Linked DNA regions of Homo sapiens: region 1 is linked to region 2. The links are chromatin contacts, found by Hi-C in ENCODE. All regions are on one chromosome and are shown on one strand. The core of a region is the stretch at or near the end of the contact, and the rest is flanking DNA. Distances in the headings are between cores, read along the strand shown.

Region 1 (4,679 bases), core at 1,776-4,275, 430 kb after region 2:
AACAAAGTGGCCCAGGCTCGCCTATGTGTCTCCTTAATGGAAGGGGGAAAAACAAAACAAGACAAAACAGTAAACTGAGCTGCTGAACCAAATCGGAACTCTGTTCTCCTGGACTTTTCAATGTTGTAGGGATTTTCTGCTTTTTAAAGCAAATAACATTTCAAGAGGAGGGGGAGGAATGACATTATTCAGGGACATAAAAGTGCTGGGATCCAAAAAGCCAAAACAAATCTCAACATGGGAATGAGACAGCCCATGTTGTTTCTTGAAACTGAAGCCAACTGCATGCATGACTTGTCAAGAGTCCATTTATCAATGAAAAATAACTGATGGACGAGCTTCCTATAGGCACTCCCATAATTCTCACGACCGCTCATGTCCTTTTAACCCACAAACACTATGAAAGAAGAGCTTGCTATAGACTGGAAGCTGCTTGACACACTCAAAAGGAAGGAGACGAGGGACAAGAGGCACGGAGAGAGGAGAACTCACACTTACCGAGTGGCCACAGAGCTAGATGCCGCCTTCTGCTCCAAACCGGGGGAAGGGAAAGAATGGGAAGAGAACCAGAGGACAATGAGGGGACCGCAGCGGGCCCCAAAGATAATCTACTATCATGTTAAGCCACTTAGCCTAAGACAACCATGACCTGTTCTTCAGTCGGACCTATTTATAAGTATACTGAATTTACTCAAACCATGACTAAAAACCAACAGAAGAGGGGTGGAAAAAAAAGATTTAAAAACAAAAATGGAAAGACCCAAACAAAAGGCTGTGTGGCCTAGGTGGATCAAGCAGGACTTAGGGGATGGGGGCTCTGGGCTTGACAGTGCCACTTACTGGCTCTGCCCAGTTTGCCAAGTTATTTCCCTCCTCGGAGCCTCAGTTCCCTCATGAGTCAAATAGGATGCTGGGCCAGATAAGCTCCGTTTCTGACTAGTGAGACTCTAACTGTAGTCACGTATCAGCTGTGTGGCTTCAGCCAGGTCTTTATGACTCTCTGGGCCTCAGTTTCCTCACGTGTCACAGGCAAATGGCAACTCTGGAGAGAGCATGAAAATCAATAGATTTGAAGGTACTGAATGAACTATAAGAAAGGACAGTAAGCTGATGATGCCTGTCCTGGAACAACTGCTATGCTGGCCTTTCCAGTCCTACTCAGACCTGACCTGCAGTTCAAGGTCCCAGGAAACTGGACAAAGGCAAAGGCCAAATCCTTACTTGCTGCCATCAAAGTGCCCTGGCTATGACCTCCCATAAAGCAGAGTCGGAGCAGGCCACAGGGACTCTTCCAATGGGTGGGACCGAGGTAGCGGGGAGGTGGTGTTGCAGAACCTGCCCCTCTCTTACATATCCATGGGGTGAGGATGGGGATGTATGCGTGATTGCATTTTCCAAGCTCAATCCTTATGCATACAGGGGCATCTTGGTGTCTTTCAGTGACGCTAACAACAACCTGATTTAGAGGAGTTTCTTGGAGAGCCAGGAAGTTAGCCAGTGACCAGTTTTGACATCTTCATCTTCTAGGACAACTCTCAGGACAAGAATCTCCTTTTCCTTTACAAAATGTTTATGAGCTCTCGGACTCTCCCTCTCCTGCAGGACAATCCACCCCCAGCCCAGGCTACAGACACAGCTTTCCTACCGGTGCAGCTCCAGTCACTCAGCAGGCAGGGAGAAGCATTCCTGTTGGTGTCTACAGCTCTCACAGAACCCCCAAAGACACTGCACAGAGGGAAGGTAATCTCTCAGCAGCTGGGCCTTGGAACACAGCTGCGAGGGCAGTGATCTCTTTATCTAGGAGGCCTGCAGGCTGGTAGCCCCAACACACCGGTCTAAGACTATATCACACTGGGACATGACAGGTGATGCAAGAAGGTCCCAACAAGCTCTGTAAGAACTGCTATAGGCACGAGAGGCACCAGGTTGCCCATGTGCCACCCACTCATCAGAGGTCACATCCTAACCTCAGCTCACACTTCAGGACTTCCCCCTTCCTGATCTGACTGAGTCATATCTACCAACCTACAGGGTCTGTTGTAGAAATTAATCAGACAGGCTCATCAATCACATGGTAAGCCTTCCGCCTTCTCCCTTCTACCCCCACATCGCGCTGCAAGCTCCACCACACATTCGAGAATGCCATCATCTGCCAAAACAAAACTGGAGGGACTCTAAGCTGCCAGGCGGGTCTGTCACATGACAAGTATACCCGAGCTCTGTGGCACCTCTCAGGTCAAACAGCCAAAGCTATCTACCTGACTCCTACTGCAGGGGAGGGTTCTGGAGGGCAGGATAAATTCTAGTAAGACTACTCCCACCACCAGCCACAGCACAATGGCGGGGGAGCCGCTGCATGTGTAACAACAGCCATCTGTCTATTCACAGATCAAAATAGCACCAGATTCTTGCCTCTTAAGGCAGAGAAAGAGATTTCTGCAAAGAAGGGCTTCACCGCCAGGCGCAGTGGCTCACGCCTATAATCCCTGCACTTGGGCAGGCTGACGCAGGTGAAATGCTTGAGCCCAAGAGTTCAAGACCAGCTGGGCAACATGGAGAAATCCCCATCTCTATAAAAAATTTAAAAAATAGCCAGGTATGGTGGCATACACCTGTGGTCCCAGCTACACAGGAGGCTGAGTAGGGAGCCAGGAAGGTCAAGGCTGCAGTGAGCTATGATAGCAACACTTCACTACAGCTTAAGTGACAGAGAAAGATCCTGTCTCACAAAAAAAATAAAAAAAAAGAAGAAGAAGAAAGAAGGAAGAAGACGAAGAAAGGCTTCATGAAGTCCTAATTCAAAGCTAAGTCCAGGCATTTGGCTTTAAATTACTTAGAACTGGCCACGGAATTAATCTAAGAAGTTTGGAGGAACAGCTGCTCAACGGGTCTTGAGCTCCTTCTTTATTTTTTGGCATGCCATGGGGGTGGGGGAACAGGAGAAGAAAGGGGCACCTCATTTGCAAACACTTGCCCCACTTCCTTCTAAGCACTCTGGATATGACAATCAGGCCTCCTGACTTAGGGCAAAGACCTGGGTGGAGGGGTGTTAAAGAGGAAATGACACAGCCAACCAGAGTCACCCGGCTTTAAAGCAAACACCTTGGGATGCCAAGGTGAACTCTTCTCGGCTTTTCGTTACAGATCTAAGCGAGAGTCAAAAGACTCTGGAAGAGTTAACCCAACTTCCAAAAATGAGTAATCATCTTCCTCGTTAGAAATGGCCCAGGCTCCAGAAACAAAGATTCATTCTATTGTTTGTCCGCAGCACACCCCAAAATGCTTGAAAGACTGCCAAGTACACCAGCTGCGGCTATAGCTGTCACTGTCCCCCTAGTGGAGCCATCTGAACCAGGCTTGGTTGTACTTCCCTTGCTCTCAGGAAGCTCATTCACTAAGTCAGCAGCAAAACTCTAAAGCCAGGCCTCTGAGCACTCCTCCATGCACCTCCCAAACCAAATGTGGACTGGCCTTCACCTCGCTGTGGAAAGGGGTTCTTCCCCAGTGTCATCTGGATGGAGTTCAAAAATGTGCAGGAGAAGGAAAAGTTACACATCAAAAAACCAACACGGCCGGGCACAGTGGCTCACGCCTGTAATCCCAGCACTTTGGGAGGCCAAGGCAGGCAGATCACCTGAGGTAAGGAGTTCGAGACCAGCCTGGCCAATATGGTGAAACCCTGTCTCTACTAAAAATACAAAAATTAGCAGGGTGTGGTGGCGGGCGCCTGTAATCCCAGCTACTTGGGAGGCTGAGGCAGGAGAATTGCTTGAACCTGGGAGGTGGAGGTTGCAGTGAGCCGAGATCGCGCCATTGCACTCCAGCCTGGGTGACAAAAGAGAGACTTCATCTAAAAAAAAAAAAAAAAACAAACAAACCACCAACACTGGCCACCTCGATCAGGAGCAGACCCAAGGGAGGTGGCATAGATATGTTCTCAGACTTAAAAATAATAATAATACCAGCCTAGGCAATATAGTGAGACCTCGTCTTGACAAAAAATAAATTAGCCAGGCATGGTGGCATGTGCCTGCAGCCCCAGATACTCAGGAGGCGGAAGCAAGAGAATCACTTAGGCAAGCCAAGGCTGCAGTCAGCCATGATCACACCACTGCCTCCAGCCTGGGCAATAAAGTGAGGTCCTAGCTTCGAAAATAATTTTTTTTTAAGTCATAAAATGTAAAAACAAAAAAAGAAACCCTATCCGACTGAATAACTGGATGGGATCAGAATTGATGAAATTTAACAAGTACTGGTCAGAGGTTGACATTGAAGCACCAAAACCCAGTTTCCAGTGTGCTGGATGAACAGTTAACAGCATGCCACCAGTCCTGACAAAAGCCTGCGTGGCAGGCAACTGTACTCATTCATTCAACAAACCCTTACTGAGTGACTACTTTGTGACTGCTGGGATGATGGTAGGGGCTGAAGACATGAACATACATAAGCCACAGTCCCCTCCCATGGAAGTGAAAACTATTAACAACTGATGGATGAGTGAAATAAAAACTAAATTAAAATGCACTAAAAGGCAGAGGGTATTATTAAAATATCTTGATAAAAATAGCATGATAAAATAACTGGGACCGCTAAAGTTCAGAAATCTGGGCCGGGTGCGGTGGCTCACACCTGTCATCCCAGCACTTTGGGAGGCCAAGACGGGCGGATGGCTTGAGCTC
Region 2 (4,885 bases), core at 703-3,202:
TTATTGCAACCTTCAGCCTCAGCACCCACGATTCCCTTTCAGTCTAAAAGGTTGCTGGCTCTGGACCCAATTAGGATAAATCAATTTCAGACAGTGCCCATCTCCCTCGGGCTCCACTCTCCCCATCCCGCTCCCATTTGCCTGTCAGCCTCCAGAGTAACCACTTACTGAATTACCAAGAAGGCCATCAGATCAAGAGCGGAGGAAATGGCAGAAACCAATCTTAACAAAATGTATTTGATCTGCAAATAAGACGCCATCCCCTTCCCGCCGCAGAGTTTATCATTTTTTATTTAAGCCCAGTGCAGCCGAGCATATGGACAGCAGCTTGCTTCTGTCTTCGAGAGAGAATAACAGGGCCCAGACACAGGCCGACCCCAGGACAATGGAGCACCCTCTACTCACTGTGATGGGGGCGCAGGCATAGGAGCCCCTTCTGCTCTCCTTCCTGCAGGACTTCCGTGATGTCTGAAAACTCTCTGTGGGAGTGAGACTTTGTGAAAATTACACTGAAGTCATAGTAACGACAGGAGCAGCTCCCAAGTCTTGCACACTCATTATGTGCCCAAGGCAGTGCTAAGCATGTCACATGCTATCGCATTTAATCTCTGGGCCATGGATGCCGTGGCTCTCTCCATTGCACAGGTTAACAAACTGAGGCTCAAAAGGATAAGTACCTTGCCAAGGCCACCTAGCAGCCAATCAACAACAGAACCAGGATTTAAATCTGATCTGACTGTGTGTCCTGTGCTCCCAACCTCCCCGCCACCTGTCTCGCGAAAGATTGATGGAGTTAAGAGTCTTTGGGCTCAGACACAGATCTTCTAGAAGGCCCCTATGAAAACTGAAACAATGCATTTTCAAAACAATCAGGGAGATTTGATTATGGACTAGATATTAGTGATACCAAAGAAACACTTAGGCTGATAGTGATGCTGGCGTGTAAGGAGATATCCAGGGTTTTAGAAATGCTCATTGGATTCTGCGGCAATGAGACCTTGTGTCTGGGGCTTGCTATGAAATCATTCAGGAGACAGAGAAAGGAAATAGGGCAAAAATCTTACTAACTGTTGAATCTGGGTGGCGGCTCTATCTCTACTTTTGAGTGTATTGAAAATATTCATAATTATATCTTTTAAAACACACGCAAAACAAGACTAGCCATTTAGGAAATGCAAACCAAAACCACATGAGATACTACCTCACGCCCATCATTATAGCTACTATCAAAAACCAGAAAATAACAAGCGTTGGCAAGGATGTGGAGGAATTAGAACCCTTGTCCACTGCTGGTGGGAATGTAAAGCGGCGTGGCCACTATGGAAAACAGTACGGCAGTGCCTCCAAAAATTAAAAATAGAACTACCATATGATCCAGCAATTCCACTTCTAGGTACACACCCAAGAATTGAAAGCAGGGTCTAGAAGAGCTACTTGTCCACCCATGTTCATAGCAGCACTATTCACAATAGCCAAAAGGAGGGAGCAACCCACATGTTCGCCCGCAGATGAACAGATAAACAAAAGGTGGCATATCCAAACAATACAATATTATTCTGCCCTAAAAAGGAAGAAAGCACCAGGCACAGTGGCTCACGCCTGTAATCCCAGCACTGTGGGAGACTGAGGTGGGCAGATCACCTGAGGTTGGGAGCTTGAGACCAGCCTGACCAACATGGAGAAACCCCGTCTCTACTAAAAATATAAAATTAGCTGGGCATAGTAGCACATGCCTGTAATCCCAGCTACTCGGGAGGCTGAGGTAGGAGAATCGCTTGAACCCAGGAGACAGAGGTTGTGGTGAGCCAAGATCGTGCCATTGCACTCCAGCCTGGGCAACAAGAGCGAAACTCCGTCTCAAGAAAAAAAAAAAAAGAAAAAAAAGGAAGAAAGCTCTGACACATGCTACAACACGGATGAACCTTGAAGACACTCTACTGAGTGAAATAAGACAACCACAAAAAGACAAATACTCTATAGTTTCACATATATGAGCTCTCTAGGGTAGTCAAATTCATAGAGACAGAAAGTAAAATGATGGCTGTCAGGGCTGGGAGGAGGTGGGAAGGGGAAATTGTTGTTTCACAGTTATAAAATTTCAGTTTTGCAAGATGAAAAAGTTCTGGAAATTGGTTGCATAATGATGTGAATGTACTTAGCACTACTGAACGGTACACTTAAAAACGGTTACGGTGATACATTTTTTTGTTATGCATATTTTACCACAGTTTTTAAAGGAAAACACACACACACAAGCGAGCCGTGCAGCAGAGCCGGAAGCGCCCATATGAAGGCTCTCCAAAGGCTATTTTCAGTTGAAAGAAGCAAACAGAGCCACATGGTTTTGCCGAGGCACGGCAAAAATACTCAGGGAACTGCGAGCTGTGGTTATCTCTGGGGAATAAGACTGGGGTGGCCAGGAGGTGAGAAACTTGTATTTTCTATTTTTACATCCTTTTATGCTGTTTGAACTTTTCAAAACAGAAAACTATGTCTATGCACTACTTTGGTGCTAAAAACGAGTTTTCATTTTTTTAATGCAACTGCTGTCGCTGGGACAGAAAGTCATCGCCAACCCCAACAGGTTAGCAGTGACTGCGGGGGTGGCTGTGCCCTGGCCCCTGCCCTGCAGGAAGGGAACGGTAGCTCTGTTTTCACTGGGAGCTTTAGAGGTGGGCATGGGAGGGATGAGGGGACCGGGTCTGAATGAGAAACCGCTCGAGGCCTCGCAGGAGCCTGGAACTGCATGCGAAAGGAAAGGGCTCTGCTCAGGGACAGGAGCATGAACAGAGAGGGAGGAGGAGCCCCTGGGGTGGCCCCTCACAGATTTGAGCATCAAATCTGCAAAACCGAGGCACAGAGAGATGGAATAACTTGCCAAATGTCACACAGGTAGTAAGTAGCAGAGTTGGCCATGGTTCTGAGATCTTCCCTAACCACCATGCTATGGGGCCTCTCAGTGGAGACTGAATGACTGGACAGAAGAGATAGAAACCCAAACCAGCAGCCTCAAACATAAAAGAAAATACATTGTTTCATGAAGCTGAAAAGTCCATGATCCTACTTCAGGCTCAGCTGGATCCAGGTGTTCCAGTGATGGGTAGAGCTCACCTCCCTCCACCTCACTCTGCTTTCCCCCTAGGTCAGCTCTATTCTCGAGAAGACATCCTCCAGCAGGTGGAAAACATGCTCCCCAGCATTCTAGCTTCTACCAGCCTGGCAGCCCCCACAAAGCAACAGCAACTCTTTCCAGCAAAACTTCCAAGGCTGGGTCTCACTGGTTGGGCTGGGCCACATCCCTATTCCTGAACCAATCTGTATGATTTGAGGGAGGTAGAGGAGATGGAGTCAACCACACAACCCCACTCAGAGGAAAAGAGGGTGCTTTCTTCAAGGGAGTATTAAGGGGCCATTCCCAAAGAATAGATGATAGCAACTTGGGCAGGCAGAAACATCAGCGTTTCCTCTGAAATGGAAGTGCTTAGAATCCTGCCAGGCAGGGCCGGACGGAACAATTATTATTACTACAAGGAGATTCTGAGAGACCTAAATTCACAGAGAGGTTGGCAGGATGCCACTAACATGCCCTGGTCTCAGAAGGAACCAGGAAGGAGTGTGGCTTTATAGCCATGAGGTCTAAATTCCTCCCTGATTCTGGTACTCACTGGCCATGTGGCCTTGGGAAAGTAAGCCACTGGACTCGGCATCAGCATCCTCATCTGAGAAGTAGAACAACAAAGCCTTGCTAGTGAATCGCAATAAAGACTGAAAGACGGGAGGTGTGGGGGGCCTGGCCCGGGCCTTGCACACATTAGGGCTCCATCGATGTGTTTTAAGAGGTCTCCTGTCACCAGGTGCCCGCGCTCCTGGACAGCTCTGTGGGCATCTGAACTGAGGACCAGAGCACCTTCAAGAAGGCAATTCCTCTTTGCTTTAGTTGTTGGCAGATGTGAACAAAAGGAAATTAAGTAAAAGCCAAGGGTGGAACTTTCTTTAATCTTTTCCAAGGCACTTGACTCAGTAGTGATAAAAATGCGAGGAGAACCAGCCCCACCAAGCCCTTCAATGTCAAAGATTAGCTCGAAGGTCCCCAGGCCCGGAAGCACCCTGCTGCAGGACCCCACCGAGGCTTCCTGGGACGCATGGGCTGAAGGCTGGAGAAGAGCAGGAAAGAGGAGGCCATTCCCCACTGCAGCCACCAGTGCAAGGGCTTACCCAGCTCTGGGCCCAGCACTCAGGCCTTGCTCAACTGGGAGATTCCAGGTGCAGGGGTCTGATTTAGCAGCGGCTGCCCCGTCGAAGCACTCTGGCACTGTGAAAGGCCACACCGATGGTTCCCAAAGTGGGTGCCATGGGACCCACAGCCCTCAGGGTGCTAATAATAGGTGTGTGGTACACTCCAAGTGATTTAAATTTTTGAGAAAATGTGGCTTAAAAATGTCAAGAGGCTGGGCGCAGTGGCTCACACCTGTAATCCCAACATTTTGGGAGGCGGAGACAGGAGGATCGTTTGAGCCCAGGAGTTCCAGACAAGCATGGGCAACATAAGGAGACCTCATCTCTACATAAAAAATTTAAAAAATTAGCTGAGTGTGGTAGTGCATGCCTATGATCCCAGCTACTTGGGAGGCTGAGGCAGGAGGATTGCTTGAGCCCAGGAAGTCGAGGCTGCAGAGAGCTATGACAGCACTGCACTGCAGTCTGGGTGGCAGAGCAAAACCCTGTCTCAAAAATGAAAATACATAAACATTTAAAATTTAAAAAACAAAAATATCAAGGAAACCTCCCTGTGCACAAAATACTAAACAATGCAAATCTCCCCTCTTAAAACGTTCAAAACATAGCAAGAATCGTGTAATTGCCAACCTGCTGGCTGAATAAGCTG

The links. A loop is a pair of places that touch in the nucleus more often than their neighbours do. Pooled maps may share reads with other maps.
Region 1: a map with no recorded cell type shows a loop between it and region 2 (6-fold over the local background). The contact joins two enhancer-like sites. A Hi-C loop is called at or near these places in 2 of 37 single-sample maps with no recorded cell type and 2 of 50 pooled maps.

What each region holds. Positions count from the first base shown.
Region 1 is chr10:124,716,311-124,720,989 of GRCh38, forward strand. The region is part of intron 1 of FAM53B (family with sequence similarity 53 member B); the gene reads right to left. Among named protein-coding and RNA genes, the nearest start is that of FAM53B-AS1, 15 kb to the left of the region's middle. Within about 2 kb of position 3,026, at least 33 of the 41 ENCODE cell types and tissues checked have a DNase peak (open chromatin) inside an H3K27ac peak, as active enhancers do.
Region 2 is chr10:124,283,724-124,288,608 of GRCh38, forward strand. No RefSeq gene overlaps it. Among named protein-coding and RNA genes, the nearest start is that of OAT, 130 kb to the right of the region's middle. Within about 2 kb of position 1,953, at least 4 of the 41 ENCODE cell types and tissues checked have a DNase peak (open chromatin) inside an H3K27ac peak, as active enhancers do.